Regions from separate parts of the Homo sapiens genome. Here regions 1, 3 and 4 are each linked to region 2. The links are chromatin contacts, found by Hi-C or POLR2A ChIA-PET in ENCODE. All regions are on one chromosome and are shown on one strand. Each heading gives the region's core, a stretch centred on a gene start or an enhancer-like site at or near the end of the contact. The rest is flanking DNA. Distances are from core to core; before and after follow the strand shown. Region 1 holds the start of SMIM30 (small integral membrane protein 30). Region 2 holds the start of NAMPT-AS1 (NAMPT antisense RNA 1). Region 3 holds the start of DOCK4 (dedicator of cytokinesis 4). Region 4 holds the start of IFRD1 (interferon related developmental regulator 1).

Region 1 (2,700 bases), core at 89-2,588, 6.8 Mb before region 2:
TTTGGAAGCTATAAAAATATAACTCCTATTCCAAATATAATTGATTACAAAGGCACGAAAGTAGCTCAAAACAAAGGATGAAATGAACAAAACCTTGTTAAAATAATCAAGGTTAGAGAAACAATGCTGACGTTATTGTGCAGTTATTCTCAGATTTCCAATTTTCTAGTCACCTTGGTTTGGTTTATTTGGCACCTCTCGGTCTCTCATAAGATCTTGTTGGCATATTTATCTAGTCAAATCATTATTATTATTAGGCAACATTACTGAGCACCTGCTGGGTGCCGGTTAGGAGCCAAGAATATAAATCTTTGCTAGAGAGACTAGGAACGTGTAAGAAAAAGGGTAACCGACAACACAAGAATACATGCTAATTATTGGCATTGAACTGAACGTACCTGCATTATCTAACAGACTGAACCAGGGGACTTTCAGACCAGGCAGGTGGCTTCACACCCAACCCTCATCATTAATAATTTATAATGTAAGGATAGCAAATAAATTTTCAAATCAGTAAATATGAAAGAGTTCAGAAGATCAGATGACTAGAAAGGTTCAGTAAGGAGTTCACAATTAGCAGACAATTGAAAGAGCGCCTTTCAGAAAGGTTACGACTTACATATACAAATAACTAATTCTTGTTTTATGATTTAAAAGCAGTATTTTTACATCTTTTCACAAATATGTAGGGACATTTGGGGCTGAGGTTTCACAAAAACATAGGTGGGAAGGAATCACCGCAGTGCACTCCTGAATAGATTGTCACTTTAGGACCTGAATCCTGAGAGATCTTCTGCAACAGGGCTAAACCCATTTTTCCTAAACTTTATTTTGCACTACAAATGTTTTTTAACCTTTTACGATATGTCTTATTAACCGCGCTTTTTCCCCATTGACTAAAAAATTAATAAATGGCATATGTTTCATTAGGAAGATGGTGACAGAGATTTCCTGCTTCAGAAACGTTGGAAGCCACTGGTTTAAAAGCACCCGGAACAGAGGGCTGTACTTGGGTTCTCTCTCCCCGCTGTGTCATTTCAGTCGAAGAAAAAGACAAAATTACATGTGCGCCTTACAGACTCAACAGGGTAGAAAACACTTGCTATCATTTCTTTTATTTTGAAGTGAGCTTTTATATAAACACACGAAACCATCTATTTAATAGTAAAACGTTGGGCAGGGAAAGGAAGTCCCGCGCGTTCGCGACTCTTCGCCTCCGCTAGAGCGTGACCGTCACGCCCTCTGCTACTTATAGGGGGAACGCGCCGGGGCATCATAGGAGTCGGCGGCGGCAGGGATTGTGGGAAATGTAGTTTGGAGACTCCGCCCTCCTCGCCATTCCTGTAATGGCTGCTTCCTAGAAGGTAATGTACGAACTCGTCTCCAAAGGATACTTAGGTTGCACCAGTGTATTTGTAAAACAGGAGCAAATTTGGACCTTGCCGGGCCAAAGTACGAATTCTTTTTCAAATCTTAATATCAAGTCCTGAAATGAAATTATCTCTGTTCTGTTTCTTTTTACCTTTTCTTGTGTGGGTGAACTGACCAACTTTTAAGTCTAGTTCCCTGTTGGACAGACTTTTCTCAACTCATTACCTATCCCCCTACCGTCCATATGGCCTCCACGCTCTGCACTGACTCTAGCTGCCTCTTTAAAATAATAATAGTAATAATAATTAATTTTTAAATCCTTCTCTCCGCCCCCTCCCCACCCCCCATGCTAATAATAGGTCGTGTCACGTGGAACCTCTTAATCTCAGCATCCGGAGCTCCAGGAAGGGAAAATTTCAAGTCAGATAGAATTCTATATATACCATTTCTTTGGTAAGTCTTATTAATTCCCCACAACTTCGCAGAGTTATATGTTGTGTGACTTTTGCCAAATTTGTCTGCATTTCTTGGATGGGAGAGACCCTAAGAAAATGTACAATTTTTACCCACTAGGATATTTTAAGTTTCCAAGTTAGTGGCTCGTGCTTTTTTTCTGTTTGTTCTTAATTATGAACTCCTGTTCAATTTTTGTTTGGTTGATGCACGAGGTGTTGGCATTATCGTGGAAAATTCCTGGGTTTAGAGTGTTATCACGAGATAGGGAGATGAACCTCAAATTACTGTCTTTAACGTCCCTCTGTTTTTCCACCTATAAGATGAGGAGATGGATTGGAAATGATTCATAAAGTATCCAAAAGATTGGCTGGCCTGTTATTTGTCATGTGTTCATTTTGTCATTTGAAAAGGGAGGAATTTTTAATGGTTCCTTTTTGTTTCCATGTTTAATTTCTAGGAACCTTCAGCCCTCAAGATTCCAACATCATGACCTCAGTTTCAACACAGTTGTCCTTAGTCCTCATGTCACTGCTTTTGGTGCTGCCTGTTGTGGAAGCAGTAGAAGCCGGTGATGCAATCGCCCTTTTGTTAGGTGTGGTTCTCAGCATTACAGGCATTTGTGCCTGCTTGGGGGTATATGCACGAAAAAGAAATGGACAGATGTGACTTTGAAAGGCCTACTGAGTCAAACCTCACCCTGAAAACCTTTGCGCTTTAGAGGCTAAACCTGAGATTTGGTGTGTGAAAGGTTCCAAGAATCAGTAAATAAGGGAGTTTCACATTTTTCATTGTTTCCATGAAATGGCAACAAACATACATTTATAAATTGAAAAAAAAATGTTTTCTTTACAACAAATAATGCACAGAAAAATG
Region 2 (2,700 bases), core at 55-2,554:
GCGTTTACAAATAATTTTCCCCGGTAAAACACAGGGAAGATCAACCAATAAATACATAAGCCCTCTTGTTTCAAACCTCGTTGCTGAAAATAATTGTAAGTGTACTAGTATTTACTACATTGGTGAGTGCCTGGTGATACCTTCCACTTCCATGATCTTTGCCCTGTATTGTATCTACGTGTAGATGAGGTGATTGTCAAAAATATATACTGACTTCAAGACATAGTGTTGACTGAGGTTGTCTTTATTAGAAGTCTCAGCCATGCCTCCAGTTTCGAGATGAATCTCAATTCACAAGTTCCACTATGAATCTCAATTCACAAGTTCCACTACCACCACCACCATCACTGCCCCCAGATAGAATGAGACTTCTAATAACTTGAAAGACAAGTCTATAAATATCCTGTAATCGTTTTCACTGTATCACTTTTTCCTGGCTACTTTTATCCGATAAAAACCTCAATTTATTTTTAAGCTATTAAACATGCGGACAAAGGGAATCTTAGTTTTATGCAAAAACGCAACCACGCATGAGAACTGCGCAAGTCTTTCTTGGAATGGTCTGTATTTGGGTGAAGTCATCAGACGTCATTACACTTCTTTATTTTGGGGTTGCCAACTCGTTTCCCAGGATTTAAAGACTATAACGATGATAAAAGTCAGTGTCGCACCCTGTCAAAGGCTTGGCCCGTTGCCTTTTCCTTCCCGGCAATACTCGGTTCAATTAGGTCTTGTCCCCTCATTATCTGTGAGGACTGAATTCCACCCCCGCTTTTCAACGCAGGCTCTTTGCTCGGGAAAAGTCAAACCATCTCTCAAAGGATCAAAGAGCTCAGCCATAGACAGAGCCGCCGGAGGAAAGCGGAGTCGCTGCATCAGATGAAAGGGGCCCCTCAGCCTCACTCCTCACCGCAGCTCCTGGGATCTTAAAGACAGGGTCAGGAGGATCAGGAGGGACAAGAGGGATGGAGGCGAAAGGCTGGATCCTTAATCCAGGCCGGAGACAAAGGTGAGTAACTGCGCGTGGTGGACGGGAAGATGGGCAGTAGGAGGCTCCTCGCCCCCTAGCCGGGTGGCGTGACTTCAGGAGGACCCAGAAAACCGGCCAGGACTGGGTAGGACGGAAGGTCCCAGGCGGGGCGGGCGAACCGGCTCCTCGTGGCACTGGCAAAGCTGGGAACGCCCCCTCCAGGCCCCGCCCTCCCGCGCCCGTGCCGGGAACTCGAACTTAGGTAAGCGCCCGGGTCACGCGCCGGGGCTGCCCCGCTGCCTCCAGCTTCCCAGAGCTGGCGTCTGGGAGGAAGAGCGCGTGCATCACGTCCTCCTCCCCGCCCCGCCTCCGCGCACTGCGCAGCGCGCTGCCGCGCCCCGCCCTTTCTCGGCCCCCGGAGGGTGACGGGGTGAAGGCGGGGGAACCGAGGTGGGGAGTCCGCCAGAGCTCCCAGACTGCGAGCACGCGAGCCGCCGCAGCCGTCACCCGCGCCGCGTCACGGCTCCCGGGCCCGCCCTCCTCTGACCCCTCCCCTCTCTCCGTTTCCCCCTCTCCCCCTCCTCCGCCGACCGAGCAGTGACTTAAGCAACGGAGCGCGGTGAAGCTCATTTTTCTCCTTCCTCGCAGCCGCGCCAGGGAGCTCGCGGCGCGCGGCCCCTGTCCTCCGGCCCGAGATGAATCCTGCGGCAGAAGCCGAGTTCAACATCCTCCTGGCCACCGACTCCTACAAGGTAAAGCTCGGGGCCCGGGCAGATGAGGAGGAGCGGGGCGCGCTGGGGACGAGCGCGCGGCAGGGGGGCGGGGGCGGCTGGGGCTGGGGTTGGGGCTGGGGCTGGGGCTAGGGTCGCGGCGCGGGGAGGCCCGGGGGAGGCGCGGGCGGCGGCGGCTGGGGCAGGTGAGGAGGCGCCGCAGTGGGCAGGAGGTGGCTTGAGGAGGATGGAGGGCTGGGCGGTGGAGGCGGGGCCTGGGGGCGCGCGGCGGCGGCGGCGCGGCGGGGGGCTGAGGCGGGCCCCAGCGGACTCCCGGGCGCCGGTGCTCGGGGCTCGGGGCTCGGGGCTTGGGCGTCGCCGGCGAGCGCATGCCCTTCCCTGAAGCGCGGCCTCTTGGCCTGGAGCTGGGACCAGTTAGGTAACGGCCCCGGGGACCCGCAGTGGAGAGTGAGCGGGGCTTTCCCCCGGGCCAGCCCGGCGCGCTCGCCCCTGGCTGGGCAGGTAAGTCTCCCGGGGCGCGAGGTGGGAGAAGTCCTGGCGCGGGCGCCGGAGCAGCCGCGGTCCTCTGCGGCTCCGGCGCGGAGGACACTCGCCTGGCCCCGGTAGCCGTAGTGGATTCCCCTGTCCCACTCCGCCGGGCTCCGTTTCAAACTCCTTGGCACCTAGTGATTGCTCGTGCTCCTTATCCCTGGGTGTAGAGGCCGCTCTGCTCTTATCTGCTTTAGGGTCATTACAGGATTTCTGTGAAAAGGAAAATGAAACACGAGGATTTAAAGGAACTGTAGTTTTAACCCTAGAGAACATGTGGAGAGGGAAATGGCACAGCGTTGCGTTCACATGCCCATTGAACACTTGTGTGGGTAGCTGCCACATTCAGTTGATATGAAGCACGCAGTAGTGAAGGGAAGAGGTAAAGTAAATTTTACTTGAGCAGCATAGTGGTTTGGAATACAGTGGTAAAACATAGTACTCTCATGTTTTTGTTTTGATTCTTTTTTT
Region 3 (2,700 bases), core at 181-2,680, 5.9 Mb before region 2:
AACTCTGTGCCGCTGAGGTAAATACTTAAGATGATATCAATTTAACTGTGAAAGCAAAAACAAATAAATCGAAAAACAAAGTCGCAACAGTCTGAGAACTATATTTAAGCCCCAAACCATGTTCATCAGAAAAAGACAACTTGTGCTAAATTACACATCAAGACAAAAATGGGGTGGGGGGAATGGGGGAGGGATAGACTAAAGGTAAAAGAGTCCTAAACACAATCCACCTGCAGCTTTCAAAATTTGGTTTTTTATTCCTACAGTGGATCAGAGGACAACCTGAAAGTCAGGTACAGCCAAAGTTGTGATGGTTTTCAAAACTCTTTTCAAATGTTCTTTGAAGCCACGAGTGCAAATTATCTATCACTTTCCTTTTCTTTCTCTAAGGACCCAGAGACTGGGAAGATCTCTCAGGCTCCACATACAAATCTGAAGAACACCCAGAGCAGTTAACCATCTACAGGGAGGTTGTGAGATACACACACTTTCCCTTCAGAGGTCACCTCAGCCACAAACTGGGCAAATCTGTAGAGTGGAGAGCAGTGACCACCAGTCTGCGACTGGAAATACTCCGGAAGCTAAATAAAACACACCTGCGAGGTCAAACCAAGCAAACCAAGGCAGTGTACTGGTGAGGAGAAAGAGCTGCTAATCCCAAAATTATAAACACACGCGCGCGAACCAGATCTGAACCAAACCCACTCAGCAGCTAGCTCAAAGCTGGGAGCTCCAAACCAGAAGACAAACGCTCAGGGAGCTTCCCCGGCGGAGGGGAAGGCCATTCCATGGCATTTTCTCCGCCATCCCATGGCATTTTCTCCGCCATCCCCGGGCAGCCCCAACCAAGTAGCCGCCACCGGCTCCAACCCATCCCGCTGGGCCACCACCCGTGGGGCCCAGTCGAACCCAGGTGGCCCCAGAGCTGAAGGGCTCCTAGGGTCAGACCAGAGGTCCGTTGCACACCCGGTCATAGAGAAAGGAAGACACATCAGCCGCGCCTCCGGGGCACCGTACTCACCCCCATAACCTACACCCCCGACTGTGCTGCAGCTCCCATCACGGTCTTCCTGCATTCGGGCGACAGCCCCCTGGGTCTTGGAAGCAGCCATTACCCGGCAGAAAAGAAAAGGGAGGGCCGCAGGGCGGGTCGGAGGCGGGGTGGCACCAGTAGAAACGCTACTGGAGGCGAACTCCCCGTCGACGTAATGTTTTCTCCACACCTACGCCGCGCTCTGGACCAATAGGACGCAATCAGTAAAACTGAATCCCCGCCCCGAACCACATTTGCCGCGCCCACTTCCGGGATGGGGAGGCCAAGAACTACAATTCCCAGCGTGCTGCGGGGCCCTGGGACGGGAGGGCTGGACTAGGCGCTGGCGGGCGGGGGTGCGCCGGAGAGTGCCCCGGCGTGTTCGCTTAGTTCAGTGAATCAGAACAATGACTGCGCCGCCGGGTACCCGGGAGCGCGTCGGAGGACTGTGAGCAGCCGCCGCCGGGAGAGCTGCGGGCGGCGCAGTGTCAACGCTGGGCTCGGGAGCCTCCAGCGCAGATCCTGCCCAGCGCCCGCAGCCCGCGCGAAGCCGCTGGGCTCCGGCACTGCAGCGCTGCTCGGGGACTGTGCATTGTTGTGAGCCGGAGAAGGGGCGCGGGGATTACAAAGCCTGAAGACCCCGGAGCCCCTTTAGCCATGTGGATACCTACGGAGCACGAGAAATACGGCGTGGGTGAGTCTCCGCGGGGCGAACTTTTATTCTGCTCTGGCCCGAGCGAGTGCGCATTTCTCGTCCTTGCCCCCGCGCCCCTCTCGCTCCGCCCGGTTGAAAATGCCTAATCCTGGCATCGCGCAGCTGGTACGGGGCTTTGCCGAGCCAGCTCCAGGCAGAGGGCTGCGCACCAGGCTCTCGCCCCGCACCGCCTGCTCGGCGCGCCCCGCACTGGTTCCCGAAGCGCCGGGACAGCTTGGGGGAGCGCGCGGCCGGCCCGCTAGCTTCGGGCTCTGCCTGCGGAGTTTGGAGTGGCGACTGGGCGTGTGTGTGTGTGTGTGTGTGTGTGTCAAGTTGGAAGAGGAGGCGAATGGGGTTTCTCTCCTTCCTTACCCTTCTTCCCCAAAGCGACAGGGAGCTGCAACGGTTCCTCTGGGTGGAGAGGGAGACAACAACACTCGGGCAGAGAGAACACCCCCAAAACAGTAGGGAGGCGCAAACCCTTCCCTCTGGCTCGGATCGACATTCCCGGAGTGTGGAATGTGGCAGGGTCCTGGAGAGAGCCGCTCTGACAAGCTGAGCCCTCTCTGACCCTCCTCCCTCTCTGCGATCCCGGATTTATGGGGTGTGTATGTTGCGGGGCGGGGGCATTGGTAAATTTCAACATCTGCGCCGCTCGGTTCTTTGGTCTTTGGAGAAGAACGGGTATTTCAGCAGTGTTTTTACTTCTGGCCACCCTCTCGACCCCGGGTGAGCGCAGTGGGGGCGGTGTGGCGGTACAGGGCTGCTGAGTGATAAATGGGGAGGGGGATCGGAAAGCCTGGTTCTTGGGGGCAGGGAGATAGCTTTTAGGAAAGCATACCCTGACACTGGCGTTCGGAGAAAAAGGAACAGGATAGCTCTCGCTGTTCTGTGTAAAGGTGAACAACAAAGGACATTAATGTTGACTGATGAATACAGGAGTCTCCCTTCCTTTTCCTCCTCCCATTTCAGG
Region 4 (2,700 bases), core at 144-2,643, 6.2 Mb before region 2:
ACTGTGTCCAAAAATACCTGATGGCTAATAGTTCCAGTGTGATAACGTCGGAGAATACTCCAATATTTAACTCCTGTTTAAATTTCTAAATAAAATATTACCCAGGTTATTTAATACTCGATTTGAGTTTATTGGGGTCTCTCCTAGAAGGGCCTTCCAATTCCAATTGGAATCCTTTTTCTTAACCATATAATAAGTAGAAAACCATAAGTTCAGTTAAGCACCTACTCATCCCACCCAGGAAAAGTTTCAACTTCGTAGCGAGGGCACAATAACCTCAACTTTTAGCCAACTGCAACCTAAGCTCCTCACCACCCTGCCTCTCTGGGGCTCACTGCAGAGAACATATAGAATGCAGCACAAAGGAGAACGCGTTTCTTCCCCCCGTGAGCAGGAGGTCGCCTCGGGTGGTCGCAGAGGTGCTAGAGGTTCAGGGCTTCTGCAGGTGCCAGTTAGGGGAAGGAGCACAGCCTAGGGGGGAGAAAGTGGTCCCCCCGCCTCCGACGCCTTCGCCTGGCCAGGTGGACCTGCGAGACGGAAAGCTTCCCCAGCGCCTCTGCGTCACCCCGGGCCCACCGCGCAAGGCCCAGGCCGCGTGACGCAAGAGCCCGTCCAAACCCGCCGGACGTCTGGCATCCCAGGAGCTCCATGTTGGAGCCAGGGTGTCAAAGGCGGCCAGTGACGGCACGGGCTCAACTCCCCGTTCTTCCCCACCCGTGGTCGGGGAGAGATCGGGCGAGATCGCCGCCGAGAAAGGAACTCTGACAATGGTTCCTTTCCCGCCCAGCTCCCGGTCAGCCCCTGTCCCGACACACTCTCAGGCCCAAGGACCCGTTCCTCCCTGCCCCCACGGCCGGTGCCCAAGAGTCCGGTTCGCACGCCAGATCTAAATCGCGCGAGGAGCAGCGCCCAGGGCACGCTGGGAATTGTAGTTCAGTAGCCAAACCACGCACCCTGGAAATGCAAATGTGTACATCAGAGAAAGAACTACAACTCCCACCGTGCCGAAGCATGGAAGACTCGCCAGCCTGGCCGGCAACTGGGATGCCGGCGGCGGGGATACCCCTTACCTGCTGTCGCCGCCGTCGCTGCGGCTGCTCCTGACCCGCCGCCGCCAGCACTGCTACCGCGGTGGGGAGTGTTCCGCTTCTTGTTCTTCGGCATCGTGGGACGCCCGGTGCCGCCCAGAGTCGGAGCTTAGCGAGGATCAGCCGATGGAGCTGCACTTTTTACTCGTGCGTCTGTGCGGCGGGCGGCTGAGAGGCGAGTCTTCGGCTAACAACAGAGTCGAGAAGCGGCGGGGGTAAGAGTGGGCGGTGGCGGCAGCAGAAATCCCCGTGAAGAGCTGTGATCGAAAACGATACATGTTTCTCTCTAGCGCGGGAGCTAAGGCGGGGCAGGGGAGGCCACGACGCCTTAAGTAGCAATACCGCCACCTGACGTCACTCTGTGGGCGGGGCTTGAGCGCTTCCCAACCAATCCCTGCACACCTCCCCACTGGACGCCTCCGTCGGGCGGGGCGCGGATCCTACCTACAAATCCCATGCGGCCAGTCTTCCGTCCGCGCCCAGGGAGCCTGTCTTCGTGGCCTCACTGAATTCTGGGAAACGTAGTAAGGCTGGGGCCGGGGCCTCCTCCCAGCCGTCTCTTCCCAACGGGCTTTTCTGCCCACTTGCTTTTCTCCTGGTGACCCCACCCCTGCCTCGGCGCGCCCCCGCCTTGGAACTGGGTGAGGTAGGCACCGGCGATGCACAGTGGGGCGAGTATGCCCTATGACGAGAGTCGGCTTCCAGCTGGCAGCTATGCAATCACCTTTGCTTCTCTTTCTCCGGAGGCTGGTGTTCTCCTTAACCTTTCCCCTACTTCCCTGCGGCACCTGCCAGGCACGCAGCCTTACCTCTCCTGGGTAACATTTCCATGGTTTTAGTTTTAACTAGTTCCATGAACTACTTAAGCCATCATCAGTACTGTACCTGTAATTGGACCGTGGTTCAGGGTTATGTGCCCCCCATCCCCCCCCCCCCCCAAAAAAAGGGATGCTTTCGTCTACTTAGTTGTGGAGTTCGTGTATATCTCAGATTCTAGACTAGGAATATATGACGATTCAGCGTTGTGGGTTTCTATACAAGAATGTGTCCCTTGACAATACTACCTGCCAGTTCTGAGAATTTCACAGCTGGTAAAACAAACACAAGTTATACAGATCAATAATCGCAGTGCTGCCTTTTTTCTCAAGGCACTCCTAGATCTCTGTCTTCCTTGTTAGGACATTTGTCTAGTATTTAGAGCCTGTTATTAGGTTCATATACTATGCTTATGACAGATCAAAGTCCCTGACTCACCTCAATGTAGGTGAGTCATCCGCCACTCCACCTCTCAGCTGAGCTCTATTCTATTTTCAATTGCCTGTAGCAAATTTCCACCAGAATGTTCCACTTGTGCCTCAACCCAACATCTCTGAAACGAATACTATATTTCCTTCTTCCTGTCTTCCCTTTGTTCACTGTACTATTTATTATCCTCCCATATGTTAAATTCCAAAACTCAAATTCATAGTCTTTTTTCCCTTTGATGCACCACCCCCTCCCCACCCGCAAAGCAATTAGTTTTAAAATAGCACTCTTAAATTCCTGTCCTATTCTGTGATCACATGTGACCTCAGTTCATGCCTGGGCATTTTAAGCGATCTCCCAGTCTTTT

Evidence for each region. A loop is a pair of places that touch in the nucleus more often than their neighbours do. ChIA-PET counts read pairs that join two places held with the same protein, here RNA polymerase II (POLR2A). Pooled maps may share reads with other maps.
Region 1: a loop to region 2 is called in a map of CD8-positive, alpha-beta T cell, with 7 times the contacts of the local background. The contact joins the promoter of SMIM30 here to the promoter of NAMPT-AS1 in region 2. A Hi-C loop is called at or near these places in 2 of 168 maps with a recorded cell type or tissue (CD8-positive, alpha-beta T cell and naive thymus-derived CD4-positive, alpha-beta T cell) and 5 of 50 pooled maps.
Region 3: a map of ascending aorta shows a loop between it and region 2 (9-fold over the local background). The contact joins the promoter of DOCK4 here to the promoter of NAMPT-AS1 in region 2. A Hi-C loop is called at or near these places in 2 of 168 maps with a recorded cell type or tissue (ascending aorta and naive thymus-derived CD4-positive, alpha-beta T cell) and 9 of 50 pooled maps. POLR2A ChIA-PET finds 5 or more read pairs at or near these places in 1 of 52 experiments (CD4-positive, alpha-beta T cell).
Region 4: a loop to region 2 is called in a map of B cell, with 17 times the contacts of the local background. The contact joins the promoter of IFRD1 here to the promoter of NAMPT-AS1 in region 2. A Hi-C loop is called at or near these places in 3 of 168 maps with a recorded cell type or tissue (B cell, CD4-positive, alpha-beta T cell and CD8-positive, alpha-beta T cell) and 13 of 50 pooled maps. POLR2A ChIA-PET finds 5 or more read pairs at or near these places in 4 of 52 experiments (CD4-positive, alpha-beta T cell, CD4-positive, alpha-beta memory T cell and activated T-cell).

Annotation. Positions count from the first base shown.
Region 1 is chr7:113,117,192-113,119,891 of GRCh38, reverse strand. It overlaps SMIM30 (small integral membrane protein 30), which reads left to right and starts at 1,338. Exons shown (of 3, transcript NM_001352688.2): 1 at 1,338-1,364; 2 at 1,731-1,824; 3 at 2,285-2,700. The coding sequence starts at 2,314. The coding sequence ends at 2,493. The region is part of intron 2 of LOC107986837; the gene reads right to left. RefSeq lists enhancers at 939-1,078, 973-1,567.
Region 2 is chr7:106,283,850-106,286,549 of GRCh38, reverse strand. NAMPT-AS1 (NAMPT antisense RNA 1) reads right to left here and starts at 1,304. Exons shown (of 1, transcript NR_186647.1): 1 at 224-1,304. NAMPT (nicotinamide phosphoribosyltransferase) reads left to right here and starts at 1,567. Exons shown (of 11, transcript NM_005746.3): 1 at 1,567-1,722. The coding sequence starts at 1,666. RefSeq lists silencers at 1,068-1,607, 1,878-2,237.
Region 3 is chr7:112,205,129-112,207,828 of GRCh38, reverse strand. DOCK4 (dedicator of cytokinesis 4) reads left to right here and starts at 1,430. Exons shown (of 53, transcript NM_001363540.2): 1 at 1,430-1,727. The coding sequence starts at 1,691. ZNF277 (zinc finger protein 277) reads right to left here and starts at 1,134. Exons shown (of 12, transcript NM_021994.3): 1 at 1,022-1,134. The coding sequence starts at 1,112. RefSeq lists an enhancer at 919-1,038 and a silencer at 1,209-1,558.
Region 4 is chr7:112,449,153-112,451,852 of GRCh38, reverse strand. It overlaps IFRD1 (interferon related developmental regulator 1), which reads right to left and starts at 1,393. Exons shown (of 12, transcript NM_001550.4): 1 at 1,071-1,393. The coding sequence starts at 1,164. LOC128031837 reads right to left here and starts at 1,366. Exons shown (of 1, transcript NM_001414739.1): 1 at 1,208-1,366. The coding sequence starts at 1,366. The coding sequence ends at 1,208. RefSeq lists enhancers at 549-668, 789-838, 1,079-1,368, 668-1,485, 1,486-2,303.